2 separate regions of the Homo sapiens genome follow, and region 2 is linked to region 1. Evidence: chromatin contacts called from ENCODE Hi-C or POLR2A ChIA-PET data. All regions are on one chromosome and are shown on one strand. The core of a region is the stretch at or near the end of the contact, and the rest is flanking DNA. Distances in the headings are between cores, read along the strand shown. Region 1 overlaps MUC16 (mucin 16, cell surface associated). Region 2 overlaps MUC16 (mucin 16, cell surface associated).

Region 1 (7,922 bases), core at 3,664-6,163:
CTCTACTAAAAATGCAAAAAAATTAGCCAGGCATGGTGGTGCACGCCTGTAATCCCAGCTACTCAGGAGGCTGAGGCAGAAGAATCACTTGAACCTAGGAGGGGGAGGTTGCAGTGAGCGAGATCCAGCCTGGGCAACAGAGTAAGACTCTCTCTCAAAAAAAATAAAATAAAATAGCCTCTGACTGTTGGTGGTAATGTAAATTAGTTCAGCCCCTATGGAAAACAGTATGAAGATTTCCCAAAGAATGAAACATAGAACTACCATTCAACCCAGCAATCCCACTACTGCTCAAAGGGAAAAAAATCTGCCCAAAGGAAAAGAAATTGTCTTATCTAAAATACACTTGCACCTGTATGTTTATTGCAGTACTATACACAAAAGCAAAGTTGTGGAATAAGTGTCCATCAGTGGATGAATGAATAAAGTAAATGTGGTAAGTATACGCCATGGAATACTATACACCCATAAAAAAGAATGAAATCATGTCCTTTGCAGCAACATGGTGGAGATGGAGGTCATTATCCTAAGTGAAATAACTCAGAAACAGGATGTAAAATACCATGTGTTCTCACTTAAAAGTGGGAGCTAAACAATGAGTATACATGGACACAAAGATGGAAATAATAGGCACTGGGAACTCCAAAAAAAGGGAGGGTAGGAGGAAGAGTGAGGGTTGAAAAATTACCTATTGGCCGGGTGCGGTGGCTCATGCCTGTAATCCCAGTACTTTGGGAGGCCAAGGCAGGTGGATCACCTGAAGTCAGGAGTTCGATACCAGCCTGGCCAACATGGTGAAACCCCATCTCTACTAAAACTACTAAAATTAGCCAGGCATGGTGGCGCATTCCTGTAGTCGCAGAACTCGGGAGACTGACGCAGGAGAATCGCTTGAACCCGGGAGACGGAGGTTGCAGTGAGCCGAGATCACACCATTGCACTCCAGCCTGGGCAACAAGAGCAAAACTCTGTCTCAAAAAAATTTTTTTAAAAATTAAAAAAAAACTTGGATGATGAAATAATTTGTACAACACACCCCCGTGACATGAGTTCACCTTTGTAACAAACCTTCCCATGTACCCTTGAACCTAAAAGTTTTTTAAAAAAGGAACTGGGGGAGAAGTGTACAGATTTCTGGGTGCTCTCTTCTCAAAGGTCTGCCTGCCCCTTGTGGGAAAATGGAGAGGACCACAGCAGAATCAAAGACGAAGCAAGGCAACCTCTGTCTCCTGCTATCCCCAGACTGACCCGGCCTGAGCCAGCTTTGCTTATGTGATAACATCGCTAGGGGCAAAGAAGAGACGTCAGGGCTGGGTGGTGCTGGCCGAGTGAGACAGAGGGCTGAGGGACGCTGCTGAGTAGAGAAAAGGGAGAGAGATAAGTGGCGGAGACAGAGGAGGCAGGGTCAGAGAGCAGGAGGAGAAACCCACAGTTATCACTAAACAGCAAGGTGCAGTGGGGTTTGTTTGTCTGAGCTTTTTTTTTTTTCTTTTTTTGAGACGGAGCCTTGCTCTGTCACCCAGGCTGGAGTGCAGTGGTGTCATCTCGGCTCACTGCAACCTCTGCCTCCTGGGTTCAAGCGATTCTCCTGCCTCAGCCTCCCGAGTAGCTGGGGTTACAGGCACCTGCCACCATGTCCGGCTCACTTTTGTATTTTTGGTAGAGACGGGGTTTCCCCATGTTGGCCAGGCTGGTCTCGAACTCCCGTCCTCAAGTGATCCACCTGCCTCAGCCTCCCAAAGTGTTGGGATTACAGGCGTGAGCCACCGCACCCGGCCAGGGAGTGGATTTCAATGGCACGGGAGAGTCTCCCAGGGCAAACATCATGGAAAAGGTGGAACTAGAGGAAACTCAGAAAAGCTGTTGGCATTTCTTAATAAGATGGGGGTTTCCACGTAGGAGAACAGACCAGCCTGGATTGTCAGGCTTAGAAGTCACAGGGGACACTGGGCATGGTGGCTTATGCCTGTAATCCCAGCACCTTGGGAAGCCGAGCCTAGAGGATTGCTTGAGCCCAAGAGTTTGAGACCAGCCTGGGCAACATAATGAGACTCCATATCTACAAAAAATAAAATACAAAAATTAGCCAGGCATGGTGGTGCTCACCTGTAGTCTCAGCTACTCAGGAGCCTGAGGTGGCAGGATGGCCTGAGCCTGGGAGGTGGAGACTGCAGTGAGCCAAGATCACACCTCTGCACTCCATCCAGCCTGGGTGACAGAGTGAGACCTTGTCTCAAAAAAAAAAAAAAAAAAAAAAAAAGCCAGGCATGGTGGCTCATGCCTGTAATCCCAGCACTTTGGGAGGCCGAGATGGGAGGATTGCTTGAGGCAAGGAGTTCGAGACCAGTCTGGGCAATATAGTGAGACCCCATCTCTCTAAAAAAAAAAAAAAAAAAATCACAAGGGAATGACAGGGGAGCTGGAGGTAGTCTAGGTTCAAATCCCCACAGTAGAAGAAATGAACATGACCCTAAAAGTGTTTACCGAGAACTTAGTGTTTCCCAGGCATCCATCCGCGAAACCAGAAGAAAGGACACTGACATTAAATCACAGCATCCACAAATGACGTGAGTTCAATATTTTCTCTGAGCCACGCCCTTCCCAGAAGTGAATGGCTCTTCATTCTCGAGGTTTCTCTGTGAAGTGGTGCGTTTCATTGACCCATTTTACAGTGGTGGAAACTGAGGCACAAAGAAATTACATAACTCACACAAGATTGCACAGCTGGGCCCTGTATGTTTCCATTTGCAATGTGTTCAAGGACAGGCAAGAGGAATTGAGGGGAAAGAAGCCAAAAGAGTGTTCTGAGGTGGAGCGTGATGTCTCATGCCTGTAATCCCAGCACTTTGGAAGGCTAAGGCGGGCAGATCACGAGGTCAGGAGTTCGACACCAGCCTGGCCAACATAGTGAAACCCCATCCCTACTAAAAATACAAAAAAAAAAAAAATTAGCTGGGCATGATGGCGTGCACCTGTAATCCCAGCTACTCAGGAGGCTGAGGCAGGAGAATTGCTCGAACCCGGGAGGCGGAGGCTGCAGTGAGCCAAGATTGCACCATTGCACTCCAGCCTGGGAAACAGTGCAAGACTCCACCTCAAAAAAAAAAAAAAAAAAAAAAAAGGGTGTTCTGAGGATGGGGGCACTGTCTGTCTGGAAAAGGGGTTTGAAGGAGCTTTCTACAGCAGTGGTTTTCTTTTCTTTTTTTTTTTTGCGACGGAGTCTCACTCTGTCGCTCAGGCTGGAGGCAGTGGCGTGATCGCAGCTCACTGCAAGCTCTGCCTCCCGGGTTCAAGTGATTCTCCTGCCTCAGCCTCCCCAGTAGCTGGGACTACTGGCGCCTGCCACCACACCTGGCTAATTTTTTGTATTTTTAGTAGAGACAGGGTTTCACCGTGTTAGCCAGGATGGTCTTGATGTCCTGACCTCGTGATCTGCCCGCCTCGGCCTCCCAAAGTCCTGGGATTACAGGCGTAAGCCACCGCACCCGGCCAGCAGTGGTTTTCAAGTGAGGGCAATTGTGCCTCCCAGCTGCCATTTGGCAACGTCTAAAGATGTTGTTTTAACTGAGAGAGAAGGGGTGCTACTGGTGTCTAATAGGTGGAGGCCAGAGATGCTGCTAAACATCCTACAACACACAGGACAGCCCCTTACAACAAAGTATTACCCAGCTTCTAATGTCAAAAGCGCCAAGGCTGAGAAATCCTGTTCTAGAAAAAATGGGCCGCAGGTGGCTTATGTCTGTAATCCCAGGACTTTGGGAGGCTGAGGCAAGAGGATCACTTGAGCTCAGGAGTTCGAGACCAGCCTGGGCAACATAGTGAGATGGCCCCACTAAAAATAATAAAAAAAAAAATTAGCCAGGAGTGGTGGTGCACATCTGTCGTGCCAGCTACCCTGGAGGCTGAGACATGAGGACTGCTTGAGCCCAGGAGGTTGAGGCTGAAGTAAGCCATGACTGCCTCGCTGTACTCCAGCCTGGGTGCTAGTATGAGACTCCGTTTCAAAAAATAAAATTAAAATTAAAAAAAATAATAGAGGAAGGGAACATTTTACATCGTGGTGTGCAATGGTTACACATATGTAAAAATTCATTGACACGCACTTAAGATTCAGGCATTTTGTGCACACTTTACTTGTGTCTGTTACATTGCAACAAAAAGTTGTTTTTTTTTTTTTTTTGAGACGAAGTCTTGCTCTGTCACCCAGGCTGGAGTGCAGTGGGCCAATCTCGGCTCACTGCAACCTCTGCCTCCCAGGTTTAAGTGATTCTCCTGTCTCAACCTCCTGAGTAGCTGGGATTACAAGCGTGCGCCACTATGCCTGGCTAGTGTGTGTGTGTGTGTGTGTGTGTGTGTGTGTGTGTGTGTGTTTAGTAGAGATGGGGTTTCACCACGTTGGCCAGGCTGGTCTTGAACTCCTGACCTTAAGTGATCCACCCGACTCAGCCTCCCAGAGTGCTGGGATTACAGGCGTGAGCCACAGTGCTCGACCCCTTCTAAGTAATGACTCGGCCCACTGCCTCACCTCTGTTCATGCCCTCATCCTCTCTCTCTGCCTGCCTTCCCGAAATAGCTTCTTTACTCATATTCATCTTCTACCACCAGCTCCACCCTCCTCCAGTTCCCCTCCGCCCGCCCAGCCAACAGAGTGACCTTTCAAAAATGCAACACCGGCCATGCCCCGCCCCGGTCCGAATTCTTCAGTGCCTTCTCACCGCCCTCGGGACCAAGTCCAAACGCTGCAGCCTGGCGTTGAAGGCCCACCTTGAGCCGGGACCCGGCCTGCATTGGACTAACGTATGACTTCGCTTCTCACCCCGAAGCCTTTGCCTCGGCCGTTCCCTGTGCCGGAATTACCCTCCTTCCCTTTACCTGATTCTGTGTCCCCTAATTCTCTCCAGGCCTCCCCTACCTCCCTCCCCAGACAGAAAGCAGAGCTCCCCGCCCTGTTCCCAAAGCACCTTGTAACTTCCTTGTAAAATCGTTTGACCACAGGATCGCGTATCTGTGTTTTCATCTCTTATAACTCTCTCTAGTGTGTGAATATGAAGAGGGTACCTGACTATGATAGGTGTGTCACACAGACAAAAAAAAAAAAGTTTGTTGAATGATTTATTCATATATTGACCATTCACCAGGGACCAAGCGCTGGGGATAAAGAGAAGGAACAAGGCCGGGCGCAGTGGCTCACGCCTGTAATCCCAACACTTTGGACGGCCAAGGGGAGCAGATCACCTGAGGTCAGCAGATCGAGACCAGCCTGGCCAGCATGGTGAAACCCCGTCTCTACTAAAGACACAAAAAATTAGCCGGGCGTGGTGGCGCATGCCTGTAATCCCAGCTACTTGGGAGGCTGAGGCAGGAGAATCACTTGAACCTGGAAGGCAGAGGTTGCAGTGAGCCGAGATCGGCCCACTGCACTCCAGACTGGGTGACAGAGCAAGGATCTCAAAAAAAAAAAAAAGAGAAGAGAAGAACAAGGCCGGGTGTGGCGGCTCATGCTTGTAATCCCAACCCTTTGGGAGGTTGAGACTGGAGGATTGCTTGAGCCTGGGAGGAGTTCAAGACCAGCGTGGGCAACATAGTGAGACCCCGTTTCTACAAAAAAAAATTTTTTTTTTAATTAGGTGGGCCGGGCATAGCAGCATGGAGCCCGGCCGCCGCAGCACCTCTGCTCCGCGATCCGTGGGCATCCTCTTCACTGTGTCCATTGGATGTTTGCCTCCCAGACTGAGGGGGAGCTCAGAATGACCCAAATTCTCAAAACAAGTTTCCTCACCGGGCGCGGTGGCTCACGCCTGTAATTCCAGCACTTTGGGAGGCGAAGTCGGGTGAATCACGAGGTCAGGAGTTCAAGACCAGCCTGGCCAACATGGTGAAACCCCGTCTTTACTAAAAATACAAAAATTAGCCAGGCATGGTGGCGGGCACCTGTAATCCCAGCTACTCGGGAGGGTGAGACAGAATCGCTTGAGCTTGGGAGGCAGAGGTTGCAGTGAGCCGAGATGGTGCCACTGCACTCCAGCCTGGGTGACAGAGTGAGACAACGTCAAAAAAAAAAAAAAAAAGGAAAAAAAGAAAAAAGAAAAGTTTCCTCGAGCTACAGCTATCAAAGTCACTGACATTTCAAGAGGTTGTGGGGTCATGTATGAAATTAAAATTGAATCAGAAGAAGTTAAGGAGGAGAGAACTATTCAGCAGCACCAAATAGTGAATCAGTCACTACAAGAAGAAATCAAAGTGATGCATGGATTGCGGATATTTACCTCTGTCCCCAAACGCTCAGCACACCCTGGCTGCATAGATGCTGCTGCTTAAGACCTTGGATGAACTTGACTGACACCATTCTTCCCTAGGCATTTACCAAAAAATTTGTATATTTTGCTCGTATACATTTCCATATTATAATTATAGAAGATGTGTAATCTATTTAGATGTTAATTAAAGGAAACAACGAAAAAAAAATTAGCCAGGTTTTGTGGTGTGTGCCTGTAGTCCCAGCTACTCGGAAGGCTGAGGTGGGAGGATTGCTTGAGTCCAGGAAATGAAGGTTGCAGTGATCCGAGATCGCACCACTGCACGCCAGCCTGGGCAACAGAGCAAGACCTTGTCTCAAAGGAAAAAAAGAGAAAAGGAGAGAGAGAGAGAGGAGAACAAGATTCAGGAGGCTGATGCTAGAGGATCTCTTTGAGGCCAGGAGTTCAAGACCAGACTGGGTAGCATCGTGAGACCCCATCTCTAAACAAATAAAAAACTTAGCCAGGTGTGGTGGCACCAGCCTGAAGTCCTAGCTATTTGGGAGGCTGAGACAGGAGAATTATTTGAGCCCAGGAGTTCAAGACCAGCCTGGGCAACATAGTGAGATCCTGTCTCTACAAAATAAAAAAATAAAAAATTTAGACAGGCACAGTGTTACCTGTAGTCCCAGCTACTTGAGAGGCTGAGAAAGGAGGATCGCTTGTGCCCAGGAGTTGGAAGCTGCAGTGAGCTATGATCACACCACTGCACTCCAGCCTGGGTGACAGGGCGAGACCCCATCTCTTAAAACAAAACAAACAAAAAAAGAGAGATGAACAAAGCAGATGCCTTGTATTTTCTGTACCCCTTTGTTTTGTTTTCATTTTTGTTTTGAGATGGAGTCTCGCTCCGTCACCCAGGCTGGAGTGCAGTGGTGCGATTGCAGCTCACTGCAACCTCCAGCTCCTGGGTTCAAGCTATTCTCCTGCCTCAGCCTCACTCCACTTCCCAGGTATGACAACCAGAATGTCTCCAGATATTGCCAACTGTCCCCTGGGGGCAAAATCTCTCCTAATTGAGAACCACTGATTGATGTCAATACCAAAGAGTCTTTTTTTTTTTTTTTTTTTGAGACAGGGTCTCACTCTGCCCTCCAAGCTACAGTGCAGTGGCATGATCTCGGCTCACTGCAACCTCCGCCTCCCGGGTTCAAGCAATTCTCCTGCCTCAGCCTCCTGAGTAGCTGGGATTACAGGCACCCGCCACCATGCCCAGGTAATTTTTTGTGTGTTTAGTAGAGACAGGGTTTCACCATGTTGGCCAGGCTGGTCTCAAACTCCTGACCTCAGGTGGTCTGCCCTCTTCGGCCTCCCAAAGTGCTGGGATTACAAGCATGAGCCGCTGTGCCCGGCCAAAAGAGTCTAGACTAAAGAAAAGTCCGGTTATCAAGAAGAGACATGACTTCAAGTATAGTCCGGTGGCTAAAAGCTATGGCTCTCAGAACAGTTTATTGAGCACTTAAGATGTGTGGATTTTCGTGAGTATAAATTATACCTCCATATAAAGGGAAAAATAGAGGAGGATAGTATTCTATATCTTTCTGTGGTGATGCTGATGTTCTATATCTTAGTAGGGATTTGGGTTAGACAGATGTTTGCATTTGTCCAAACTTAGCCAACGTACAC
Region 2 (7,922 bases), core at 3,846-6,345, 37 kb after region 1:
CAGCAGGAGCTAAGGGGCAGGCTGTCTCAGATTAGATGCTTTTTAGAGCACTCTGTAGTTCCTTAAATGGAGCTGCAAATCCACAGGTTGCTGCTCAATGTCTGACTAGCTTCTACTTTATTTCTGACTTTATTTCTCATCTGTCTCCACCACACCCCTCCCTTCCACATACCCTGCATTCCAGCAAAACTGACCAATGCATCACATGCCAGACACACCCTGTGATGTCTACCCCAGGACCCTTGCACAGGCTTCTGCCTCAAGAGAGCTCATGATCCAGTGGACAGGCGTGGGCATTGGAATCTCACAAGCCCAGATCACCTCCCAGTTTCACCTCTTCAATGCTATTGACCTTTGGGGACTGACAAAACCTCTCTGAACTTCAGTTTGCCCAGATATAGCATGGACTGAAAAAATGTGTACCTTCTAGGTACAAGTCATGCCTCACTCAGCAACGGGGATATATCCTGAGAAATGCATCACTAGGCAATTTTGTCATTGTGCAAATACCATAGAGTGTACTTATACAAACCTACATGGTATAGCAACTACACACCCAGGCTGTAGGGTATGACCTCTAGATTTTACATATATATATATATATATATATATATATATATATATATATATATATATATAAATATATATATTTTTTTTTTCCAGATGGAGTTTTGCTCTTTCGCCCAGGCTGCAGTGAAGTGGCACAATCTCAGCTCACTGCAACTGCTGCCCCCAGGTTCAAGTGATTCTCCTGCCTCAGTCTCCCCAGTAGCTGGGATTACAGGCACCTGGCACCTCACCCGGCTAATTTTGTACTTTTAGTAGAGATGGCGTTTCACCACGTTGGCCAGGCTGGTCTCGAACTCCTGATCTCAGGTGATCCACCCGCCTCAGCCTCCCAAATTGCTAGGATTATAGGTGTGAGCCACTGCGCCCAGCCTTAAAATTTATATTTTAACTTAAAATATATTTACAACTAGAGATGGGTCTCACTATGTTGCCCAGGCTAGTCTTGAAGTCCTGGGCTCAAGTGATCCTCTCACCTTGGCCTCCCAAAGTCCTGGGATTATGGATATGAGCCACTGCACCAGGCCAATGATAAGCGTTTGTGTATCTACATGTATTTAAACATAGAGAAAGGACAGTAAAAATACAGTATTACAATCTCTTGGGACCACTGTCATATATGCAGTCTGTCATTGACTGAAATGTTGTTATACAGCACATAATTGTACTGAATGAGGATTAAAGCTAATGGGACATTTAGCCAGGTGCAGTGGCTCACGCCTGTAATCCCAGCACTTGGGAGGCCGAGGTGAGCAGATCACCTGAGGTCAGGAGTTCGAGGCCAGCCTGGACAACATGTTGAAACCCCTGTCTCTACTAAAAATACAAAAATTAGCCGGGCGTTGTGGCAGGCGCCAACTACTCGGGAGGCTGAGGCAGGAGAATCAGTTGAACTCAGGAAGCAGAGGTTGCAGTGAGCAGAGATAGCACCACTGTAATCCAGCCTGGGCAATAGAGTGAGATGCTGTCTCAGAAATAAATAAATAAATAAATAAGTCGGGCGAGGTGGCTTACGCCTGTAATCACAGCACCTTGGGAGGCCAAGGTGGGTGGATCACGAGGTTAGGAGTTCAAGACCCGTCTGGCCAAGATGGTGAAACCCCATCTGTACTAAAAATACAAAAATTAGCCGGACATGGTGGCAGGTGCCTGTAATCCCAGCTACCCAGGAGGCTGAGGCAGAGAATTACTTGAACCCAGTAGGTGGAGGTTGCAGTGAGCCGAGATTGTGCCACTGCACTCCAGCTTTGGCGACAAAGTGAGACTCTGTCTCAAAAAAAAATATATATATATATTTATATATATATATACACACACACATATATACTTACAATACATAATAATATTAATAACATGATATAAATATTAACAACTTAGTATAATGATAGTAAGGATTTACCATGTCAGGCATCTTTCCAAAAACTCTTAATATATTAAATCATAGAATTCTCACAACAACTTTTTTTTTTTTCAAACGGGGTCTCACTCTGTCACCCAGGCTGGAGTACAGTGGTGCGATCTTGGTTCACTGCAACCACTAACTCCTGAGTTCAAGCGATTCTCCTACCTCAGCCCCCTGAGTAGCTGGGACTACAGGAGTGCACTACCATGCCCAGCTAGTTTTTGTGTTTTAAGTAGAGACAGGGTTTCACCATGTTGGCCAGGCTGGTCTCAAACTCCTGATCTCAAGTGATCTGCCCGCCTCGACCTCCCAACGTGCTGAGATTACAGGCACCTGGCACCGTGCCCAGCTCGTTTTTGCATTTTTAGTAGCGATGGGGTTTCACCATATTGGCCAGGCTGGTCTCGAACTCCTGACCTCAAGTGATCTACCTGCCTTGGCCTCCCAAAGTGCTGGGATTACAGGCATTATCTACTGCACCAGGCCCTCACAACAACATTTTGATAGTACTATTATTAAGCTCATTTCACAGATGAGGAACCTGAGAGAGGTAAGGAGAAGTACAATAATCTGCCTAAGGTCGTCGTGGAGCTACTAATTGGCTAAGCAGCTCCTGGAAGTCTCGCTAGAGAGTGTCACTGTTTAATGGACCGTTGGACATTTCCTAAGCCTTGGGTGTGTTTTACATCATTCACTAGCCATGCACAGCTAGTGAGCTCTTGCAATGCAGCTACTGGGGCTACCACAGTTGTAGCCATAATGCTATGTACTATGGGTGAGGAACTTAATTTTTTTTTTTTAATTTGTATTAGCCAAGCATGGTGATGTGCACCTGTAGTTCCAGCTACTCGGGAGGCTGAGATGGGAAGATCGCTTGAGCCTAGGAGGTGGAGGCTGCAGTGAGCTGTATTTGTGCCATTGCACTCCAGCCCGGGTGACACAATGAGATCCCATCTCAAAACAAAAACCAGGTCATAGGTAGATAAAGAGACAAAAGGTTGCCTTCTTTTGAGTTTCTGATGAGCCTCTCCAAAGGAGCCAATCAGATATGAATGTATCTAAGTGAGCACAGGAGGGACTCTGAATAGAATGAGAGGCAGGTTGGCCCTGAGCAGTTCCCAGCTTGACTTTTCGCTCTAGCTTAATGATTTTGAGAGGTGAAGCCCGCTGGGCTTCTGGGTCAGGTGGGGACTTGGAGAACTTTTCTATTTAGCTAAAGGATTGTAAACGCACCAATCAGCATTCTGTGTCTAGCTAAAGGTTTGTAAATGCACCAATCAGGACTCTGTAAAAACACACCAATCAGCGCTCTGTGTCTAGCTAAAGGTTTGTAAACGCACCAATCAGCCCTCTGTAAAAACATACCTATCCGCGCTCTGTAAAAACGGACCAATCAGCCCTCTGTAAAATGGACCAATCAGCGATCTGTAAAATGGACCAATCAGCAGGAAGTGGTTGGGGCCAAATAAGGTAATAAAAGCTGGCCATCTGAACCAGCAGTGCCAACCTGCTCATGTCCCCTTCCACATTGTGGAAGTTTTGTTCTTTTGTTCTTCATAATAAATCTTCCTGCTGCTCACTCTTTGAGCCCACACTACTTTTATGAGCTGTTAACACTCACTGTGAAGGTCTACAGCTTCACTCCTGAAGTCAGCCAGACCAGGAACCCACTGGAAGGAAGAAACTCCGGACACATCTGAACATCTGAAGGAACGAACTCGGGACACACCATCTTTAAGAACTGTAACACTCACTGCAACGGTCTGCGGTTTCATTCTTGAAGTCAGCAAGACCAAGAACCCACCGGAAGGAACCAATTCCGGACACAATCTGGGGACCCCGAAATTTACTTTCCCTTCACAGTCCCCTCCCTCTTCCTTCTTTCTCCTCCTCACTTCCTTTGTCTCTCTCCCCTTTCTCCTCACTCTTCCCTCATCTGATTCTCTCTCCATCTGTCTCCTTTTTTGTTGTTGTGGTGGTGGTTGTTGAGTTGGAGTCTCACTCTGTTGCCCAGTCTGGAGGCTAATGGCATGACCTTGGCTCACTGCAACGGCTGCCTCCCGAGTTCAAGCAATTCTTCTGCCTCAGCTTCTCAAGTAGCTGCGATTATAGGCACGCACCTGGATAATTTTTGTTTTGTTCTTTTTTTTGATGGAGATGGGGTTTCACTGTTTTCCAAGCTGGTATCGAACTCCTGGGTGCAAGTGATCCTCCCGCCTCCGCCTCCCAAAGTGCTGGGATTACAGGTGTGAGCCACTGCCCCCAGTTCCTTCTCTCTCTTCTGTCTGCCGCTTCTCATCCCTTCCACCCAACCAGGGCGGGAGAGGGAGGGGGATGAAACCAGGACGGGGAGGTGGGAGAGGGATGAAACCAGGGCGGGGAGGTGGGAGAGGGATGAAACCAGGGCGGGGAAGTGGGAGAGGGATTACAAACTCCCTCTATTTACTCTCAAGCTTCTCTGTTTCCACCTCCACTAACCCTGGAACCCTGAGGCGCCCCAGGCCTGCAGTGTATAAATGCCTTCCTGGCAGGCCTTGCTGAGACTTGAGCTCAGCAGTCCTCACCCTCCTTAATCCTAACCAAACAGGATCTGTCACTAGGCTCAGCGTGCAGAGGACGCCTCGGGTCCTTTTCCTCCTGCGAAACCACAGAGGCAGCCCTAGGGGCAAACAATAAAACAGTGTGGAGGGCTGGGGGATGAGGGTGGGAGCATGCCTGGCAGGGAACGTTTCTTTTTTTTTCCTCCTTCAAAAATTGGAGGGGAGGCCTGGCGCGGTGGCTCACGCCTGTAATCCCAGCACTTTGGGAGGCCGAGGCGGGCGGATCATCTGAAGTCAGGAGTTGGAGATCAACCAGACCAATATGGTGAAACCCCATCTATACTAAAAATACAAAAATTAGCCAGGTGTGGTGGTGGGAGGCTGTAGTCCGAGCTACTCAGGAGGCTGAAACAGAAGAATTGCTTGAACCCGAGAGTTAGGTGGCAGTGAGCCGAGATCGTGCCATTGCCCTCCAGCCTGGGTGACAGAGTGAGTCTCAAACAAACAAACAAGCAAAAAAAAAAAAAAAAAACAAGGAAGGGGATCAAAACTGTCAGTTGGGACAAATACAGGCTTTACTATGGTAATTCTCTGGCTTTGAGCCAAGGACTGCACCCTCCCCAGGGGGCAGCGCTGAGAGCTAAGTCACCCAGGATGGTTTAAAATTAAACTCAATTTTCAACATTGTAACTCCTCACAGACAAACACAACTGTGTTTACTAATAGCATTTCTCGGTTTTATCTGACTTTTGAGTTCTGAAGTCGGGAGATGTGGAGGCTGGAAGTATAAACTGAGACGAAGTGGGCAGAACAGCTCCCTCCCGGCTTCCCCATCCCCAGCCAGCCTCTCTGATTTTCTTTTTCTTTCTCTTTTTCTTTTTTTTTTTTGAGATGGAGGCTTGCTCTGTCACCCAGGCTGGAGTGTAGTGGCCCGATCTCAGCTCACTGCGACCTCTGCCTCCCAGACTCAAGTGATTCTTCTGCCTCAGCCTCCCAGGTAGCTGGGATTACGGGCACGCGCCATGATGCCAGGCTATTTTTTTATTTTTATTTATTTATTTTTTAAAGTAGCGATGGCGTTTCACCATGATGGCCAGGCTGGTCTCGAACTACTGACCTCAGGTGGTCCGCCCACCTCGGTCTCCCAAAATGCTGGGATTACAGGCATGAGCTCCTGCACCTGGCCCAGCCTCTCTGGTTTTGATCTAAGTCATGCCCAAAGCTTGGAAGCGGCTTTACACTACCTTTCTTTGCTCAAAAATTTGCCATCCATCTATCTGTCTGTCCATGCAATAAATATCTAGTGATCTAATAGAGGCTGAATTCTGTGCTAAAAGCTAAGGATTATGGTATTATTTATTTATTTATTTATTTATTTATTTATTTTGAGACGGAGTCTCTCTCTGTCACCCAGACCGGAGTGCAATGGCGTGATGTCGGCTCACTGCAACCTCCACCTCCCGGGTTCAAGCAATTCTTCTGCCTCGGCCTCCCGAGTAGCTGGGATTACAGGCGTGCCCCACCATGCCCAACTAATTTTTGTATTTTTAGTACAGATGGGGTTTCACCATGTTGGCCAGGCTGGTCTCGAACTCCTGACCTCGTGATCCACCTGCCTCAGCCTCCCAAAGTGCTGTGATTACAGGTGTGAGCCATCGCGCCCGGCCCTATTATTACTATTACTACTATAACAATAAAAACAGCAATTTATTTATTTATTTATTGCAAGACAGAGTCTTACACTGTTGCCCAGGCTGGAGTGCAGTGGCAGATCACGGCTCACTGCAGCCGCAACCTCCCAGGCTGAAGCTATCTTTCTGCCTCAGCCTCCTGAGTAGCTGAGACCACAGGTGTGTGCCACTATGCCTAGCTAGTTCTTTAATTTTTGTAGAGATGGGGTCTAGCTATGTTGCCAGGGCTAGTTTTGATTTTTTTTTCTTGTAGAGGTAGGGTCTTGCTGCATTGCCCAGGCTGGCCTCGAGCTCCTGGGCTCAAGCGATTCTCTCGCCTCAGGCTCTCAAAGTGCTGGGACTTTGGCTGGGATTACAGGCGTGCACCATCATGCCTGGCTAATTTTTGTATTTTTTGATAGAGACATGATTTCACTGTGTTTTCCCGGCTGGTCTCGAACTCCTGGCCTCAAGTGATCCTCCTGCCTCGGCTTCCCAAAGTGGTGGGATTACAGGCATGAGCCACTATGCCCAGCTCCATCTCTCTCTTCTATCTGCTGCTACTTCTAGAATACGTAGTGGGCGCAGAATAGGGACTATTTAAGTGTTTGCTGGCCAGACATGGTATCCCATGCCTGTAATCCCAGTACTTTGGGAGACACATAGCCCCTATTCTGTACCCACTACGTATTCTAGGAGTTGTTTATTTAGTCCTTCTAGAAACATTTCAAACCTGATGTGGTGGCTCACGCCTGTAACCCCAACACTTTGAGAGGCTGAGGCAGGAGAATCGCTTGAACCCAAGAGTTTGAGGCCAGGCTGAGCAATGTAGCAAGACCCTATCTCTGCAAGAAAAAAAAAATCAAAAAATTAGTCAGGCATAGTGATGCACCTCTATGGTTCCAGCTACTTGGGTGGCTGAGGTGAGAGCATTGCTTGAACCCAGGAGGTTGAGGCTTCAGTGAGCTGAGATCACCTTGCCACTGCATTCCAGCCTGGGTGACACAGCAAGACCCTGCCTCAGAAATAAATAAATAAATAAATAAATAAATAAATAAATAAATAAATAAAAACCCTTCTACATCTCCCATTTTATAGAGGAGGATACAGAGGTTCAGAGAGGCCCCCAAGTCGTATGGCTGAGCTGGGATTTGAACCCACAATGATGGGTGCTCTTCACCACCTTGCAGCTTGCCACTCTCATGAAAAACATACAGTCTGGTGCGGCACACATGATAACTACACAAACAAGGTAATTCAGATATTTAAATGCTCTAAAGATTCTACATCAGGTTATTTCCAGTATTATTTTCCTGGTCATCCCTGGAAGGATGAGAAGGAACCAACCTTCAGAAGAGCTGCAGAGAGAACACCCAGACAGAGTAAAAAGCAAGTGCAAAGGCCCTGTGGTCCAAACCACTTAAAAAGATTTGGAAGCAGCAGAGGTCAGAGTAGCAGGAAGGAAGAGACAAGAGGCAACAGAGCAGGATATGATGATTTCAGGCCACAGGGGGAGTTTGGGTTTCGTTGTTTCTTTTTTGAGATAGGTTCTGGCTCTGTTTCCCGGGCTGGAGTGCAGTGGTGCAGTTTCAGCTCACTGCCTATCTTCACCTCCCGGGTCAAGCCATCCTCCCGCCTCAGCCTCTCAAGTAGCTGGGATTACAGGCATGTGCCATCACGCCTGGCTAATTTTTTTTTTTTTTTTGAGACAGAGTTTTGCTCTTGTTGCCCAGGCTGGAGTGC

What was found. Hi-C counts contacts between places; a loop is a spot of excess contacts on that map. ChIA-PET counts read pairs that join two places held with the same protein, here RNA polymerase II (POLR2A). Pooled maps may share reads with other maps.
Region 2: a loop to region 1 is called in a map of PC-9, with 7 times the contacts of the local background. The contact joins two enhancer-like sites. A Hi-C loop is called at or near these places in 2 of 168 maps with a recorded cell type or tissue (CD8-positive, alpha-beta T cell and PC-9) and 2 of 50 pooled maps. POLR2A ChIA-PET finds 5 or more read pairs at or near these places in 8 of 52 experiments (A549, A673, HEK293 and 5 more).

Annotation. Positions count from the first base shown.
Region 1 is chr19:9,013,703-9,021,624 of GRCh38, forward strand. All of the region lies in intron 2 of MUC16 (mucin 16, cell surface associated), which reads right to left. It also overlaps the pseudogene BOLA3P2. Among named protein-coding and RNA genes, the nearest start is that of MUC16, 48 kb to the right of the region's middle. Within about 2 kb of position 4,914, at least 3 of the 41 ENCODE cell types and tissues checked have a DNase peak (open chromatin) inside an H3K27ac peak, as active enhancers do; they include PC-3 and PC-9, where a contact is called at or near this core.
Region 2 is chr19:9,050,475-9,058,396 of GRCh38, forward strand. All of the region lies in intron 1 of MUC16 (mucin 16, cell surface associated), which reads right to left. Among named protein-coding and RNA genes, the nearest start is that of MUC16, 11 kb to the right of the region's middle. RefSeq lists an enhancer at 4,091-4,770. Within about 2 kb of position 5,096, at least 4 of the 41 ENCODE cell types and tissues checked have a DNase peak (open chromatin) inside an H3K27ac peak, as active enhancers do; they include PC-3 and PC-9, where a contact is called at or near this core.